Regions from separate parts of the Homo sapiens genome. Here region 1 is linked to region 2. A link is an interaction called in ENCODE POLR2A ChIA-PET data of the cell type or tissue named here. Cell type or tissue: MCF 10A. All regions are shown on one strand.

What was found. Peaks named below come from ENCODE experiments on the same cell type or tissue, not always from the same donor. Only the 100,000 strongest peaks of a DNase experiment are listed, where the experiment ranks them.
Region 1: POLR2A ChIA-PET joins it to region 2 with 5 read pairs; 4 of 35 experiments call an interaction of 5 or more read pairs at or near these places.

The regions. Positions count from the first base shown.
Region 1 is chr10:4,335,978-4,338,477 of GRCh38, forward strand. LOC105376370 (a long non-coding RNA gene) reads left to right here. Exons shown (of 3, transcript XR_930589.3): 3 at 387-838. Among named protein-coding and RNA genes, the nearest start is that of LINC00703, 47 kb to the right of the region's middle. In MCF 10A, no CTCF peak of the experiment used is centred here; no DNase peak of the experiment used is centred here.
Region 2 is chr10:4,259,558-4,262,057 of GRCh38, forward strand. No RefSeq gene overlaps it. Among named protein-coding and RNA genes, the nearest start is that of LINC00702, 17 kb to the left of the region's middle. In MCF 10A, no CTCF peak of the experiment used is centred here; a DNase peak (open chromatin) is centred at 1,134.

The sequences.
Region 1 (2,500 bases), 76 kb after region 2:
CATTTACTTGACTATTTTAAACAGAAAACAAAATGTAGAAATGTAGAAATGAACAAAAATGGAACCTGAGGAACAATGACAGTGTTTTAAATTATTTCCATGAAAGTCCATGCTTTTATTTTTAGGCAATCCTCTTATGTACGCAATCACTGATTATTAATGATTTCCATAAGCACAATTCTTCCAAAAATCTTATCATAAAATATTTCTAACATAAAAGCTGAAAAAATTGCAGAGTGAACACTTGTGTACACTCCACCAGGATTTTATAATTAACATTTATTATCTGTTTTGTTTCATATTTATCTTATTTTCATTCCTCTGTCTAGAAATCAATCTATTATAAATACAATTTTAATCAGTTGATTTATCTTACTTTCCATCAGCAGAAATTTGGAAGCAATTAATTTGGAGGAGGAAAGAGTCTAAGTAAGATGCCTAACAGATCTTGGTGCGTTGACAACCTTGAAACTTGATGTTAATGGACAGGTACAAAGATGAAGATGAGCTGAACAGTCTTAGTGGTTGAAGCTGCTGCATGTAAGATAAGCATGTTAAATCCATGCCATGTATACTGCAAATCCCAATCCTGTGCACAAAGCAGGCATTGCTAAGAAGACCCTGCTGTATTTAAAAAGCCTAGATGCACTGATAGAACCCTCAACACAGGACTCCAGCCATGGACTACCATTGGTTCAGAGCTGCCAGTCCAGTAGTAGCTTATGCATCACCTACGGTAGAGTGGAAACTCTCCTGCACACGCCAGTCACTCCAAGGGCACTTTAATTAAAACCACACAAAATTTTTGTAGATAACAATAAACTTGATTATGGATAAATCATGAAATCAATAAATATAGAGTTCCTGGTACTCACCACCACCACCCCTTCTCTAATTTTTTTTCAAATTCAGGTAATCTCTATACCTTTTGCTTAAAAAAGAAAAGACAAGAAAATAAAATTTTACCTTACAATTCTAACCATCCTGAAAAGTTTTTGTGGCCTGGGTTAGACATGGGAAGGGGTTAGGAAGTTCTCAGTAAGAACAAAAGAAGCAATTATGCAGGTCAATATACAATGCATTGATGACCTAGGTGTGTGGTGGATGTAGGAGATGGAATTCAGCCAGGTGCATATTTTCCTGTAAGAGCCTCGAATGAGTGTGGGATGAATAAGAGGATGAAGGAATGGTATATGTACACACACAGCAATTTCTCAATAATGGATTTTGCAGACATAAATGTCATCTAGCTTTTATCGTTTGGTATAAAATCTCAAAGGCCTTAGCAAAACAATAAACTTCAATTAGCTTGATTGTGAATTTTTATGATTTCTTAATCTATTAACTTCTCATTGCTAATGTTACGGCAGTAATTTTGGAATAACCTGAGCAATAAATGCCATGATTAAGGGAGAAGGCAGGGAGGGGGGGTTAATATATTTTTAAATGGCTACTAGGAAAATAAAAGTTAACTTTTAAAAAAAGTTCTAACATATTAGTGGTGAACTTCATTTATCTAGAAGATTCCTGGAAATGAACTAGCTCATTCTCCAATAAATCATATGTGAGGCATTACCTACTATATATGCAGAGCAATATATTTTGTGACCTGCTGACTTTTTGAGTGAAGTAAAAATATTGCTTTTAATTCATCCTAATTGTAATGAGCTAAATCAATTTGCCTTTTGAGTCCTGCTGACAGCATAGAAATGTGGTGGTGACGGGGAAGAAACAGGAACCAGGGCAGCCAGGCCTGGTGGGTGTCTGGATTCTGCATATGGAACTTGCCTCCTTGCACTGTTTGTGTAGCTGGGCCACTGAAAATAGAGGATTTCCCTTTCTGAGATCCCTGAGGCCAACAGGAAGATCATATTACTGAGCAGTGTGCCATAAGAACTTTACCCTGTGAGGTTCAAAGGCACCATAAAGTTCACACTGGCTTCCACAGATATTTCTACTGATTTCTATTCCGTTTATGGTGAAACTAAAACTGTCACATCTTAAAGGTGACCCCCAGCAAGCAGGTGGTGTTTGAGACAGTGGCACCTTGTTGCAGCTTCTGTTCCTCAGGGTGGAGCATGAATACAATGCAATATCCCCATGCATGTGGATCAAATAATGAAGCAGCTAAACATGTGAAGGCACACTTAGGTCAGTACCTGCCAGACACAGACAGAGAGCAGGTTCAGGTCAATGGAGCACAGCTGAAGCTGGGTCCGGATGGGATGGGTCTAAGTAGAAATAAAGTTTCAAAGGATGGAAAGCCTTTAAACACTTAAAATGGTGCCATGGATGAATACAAATTATTTCCCTAAAAGCTCTCTGGACTCCATCCCTATCGTCATAAATTTTTCGGATGAAGCACCTATAGGCAGGCTGCTGCAGAAACAAATGATAATTACGTGTTTCTAAAATCACATTTTGGCAGTAGGGTCATTTGAGAAGGGCTGCCAGTCCTTTTGCAGCACAGGAAAAACAAAGCTACTGTGAAGACACTAGC
Region 2 (2,500 bases):
GTAAGCTTTATCTTTCAAGTGGTGGGAAAGGAGGTCCATGCAGGTGAATGTGAGTGTGTTGGTGTGTGGTATACATAACATCTAGTGGGTACGACGGTGTGATCCTAGGCATGTAAAAAGAACCCCTCAGAGCAGTGGCCATATGGTATTTTCTGCAAATGGTTAGATGCTTTTGAATATTTAAAATCTTCACTCTAAAAATAGAACTGGGTATCTATCTGATAAGGTGGTTATTTCATTTATTATCAAAGGTTAAGTAAACATTTTCACTAGGGACATCACTAAAAAAAAATCATCTCTCAGAGAAAGGAAAATAATTCTTTCCAGTTTAATTTTATTCCTTTTTGCGACAGGAGGGAAGGCTGGGATCCACTGGGTTGATTCCAGGGCCTGTCTCTGGGCTGGGGGTAGAGAGGTAAATAGTGGATGCATCTCTTTGTCTTCCACAGTTTGATGGATGCCAGTCGCCAAATAAGAAATATTTTTAGTTTCAAGCCAGTTGCTACTGAAGTCAAAAGTTCTAATTGTTCATTTATCCACAGTTTTCTGGGTGAGGAAAAGGGCTAAATGGGAAGACAGAGATGCCTTCTCTTGCAGGGGTCATTGTCCTTGACAGTAGTGCATGCCCAGAAGAGACAGCATGACCACTGCAGTAAGACACCTGGGAGCAGGTAAGCACAGCCACCTGGCTGTTAGTGACATGGTTGTCATCATGACTATTATTATTATTTGTTAATATTTGTTCCCAGTGCCATGAGGCTGCTTTCTCAAGCAGCAATTTCTTTATTTCAAAACAAGTTTCAGTGTAATTCACCTCACTCACAAGGGTATTCTAGAAACAAGTGAGTTGCTTGTTGCTCTTTTTAGCTGACACACCGAATAAACCTTGACACTTTCCCTTCCTGGTTTCTCCCTTCCCCTCGCCATCATAGCAGGAGGCTGCTTTGAAATATATTATACTGACAGTGAGCATATGTGCAGCAGTAAATATTATGGTTTCATCTAATGCTTCAACTGTGAAAACAAAAGACAGAAAATGTAGTTCACATAACAGATACTGAGGTCAAAAACTATCGGTACAGATATTCCACATGGCAACTATTACACATTTCATGGAGAGCTTATTTATGGGAACATATTATGAGTCATAGCAATTCATAACATGGTGTGCTATGGAAAATTCCATTCTCCACTCCAACTAAATAGTAGACACACAGCACTCATTTTTGATTAATGAGAGTCATAAACATATCCCACCAGGTATAATACAGTAGTTTACAGCTCTAACCTAAATTGACAGATATATTTTTTTCTTCATAAAACAAGAAAAATGGGATAAGTAAAATTACTGCAGTTCTCAGCCCAACAGTTAACTGGCTACAGCCAGGGCCGGGGCAGTGTCATTACCCACTTATAGGGATTTCAGCTCCTCTGGCATCATTTATTCATTACCTATATTGCAGCATCTTCATCTATTCTATAAAGATCTTTCTAGTTTGAATTAAGATAATGTGCTATCTGTGCTTGTTAGATATGGCATAACGCGGTTTGTACTCACTTTAAATCTCACCAAGTCAGAGAGCATTTTTGCATTTGAGATAGAGCTAAAAATATTCACCCATTAAAATAGTAATCATCATTAAAATTAGCTCACTGATTTTGCTGATTAATTTTTCAGTAACAAGTGTGCTTTCCGAAAAGTTTCAATTAAACATTTTTTGACAAAACTACATTTTTAAATCGTAAGAAGAAAAAGATAATTAAGGAAATAAAAATAGAAAATTTAAATCTACTGTAATTTTTAAAAGCCTGAAAAATTCTCTGACAAAAATAAAGAGTGAAGAGGATGGGGATGGTTGCTATTACTAGAATGTAGGACTGAGTTAGTTTCCTACATTTTCATTTTTGGGCTGTGATCATCACACCTTGGAAATGTTGTCTATTTTTGCCTGTATAGAAAAAGTACAATCTAGCAGACATAAGAATTCAAGGGAAGAGGGCCACTTTGGTGAGATTTAAATCTTTATTTGCATGAGTTCTATTTTCAAATGCAACAGGCATGGTTCAAGTTCCGAACAAGGTTGGAAATCTGTCAAGGTGCAGCTTTAAATCCAGGGGATGAAACCAAGGTTGGCTGCTTATGAGGCAGTCGTTGGTACTTTTTTTTCTCTTTAGAATCTATTTTCGTTGAAGTTAAAGACATAAGCAACTTTTGAAAATTATGGCAGAAGAAATAATGGGTCTTTCTTTCTTTCTTTCTTTCTTTCTTTCTTTCTTTCTTTCTTTCTTTCTCTCTCTCTCTTTCTCTTTCTTTCTTTCTTCTTTCTTTCTTTCTTTCTTTCTTTCTTTCTTTCTTTCTTTCTTTCTTTCTTTCTTTCTTCTTTCTTTCTTTCTTTCCTTCCTTCCTTCCTTCTTTCTTTCTTTCCCTCTTTCTTTCTTTCTTTTTTTTTTTTTTTTGTTTTTTGAGATGGAGTCTCACTCTTTTGCCCAGGCTGGAGTG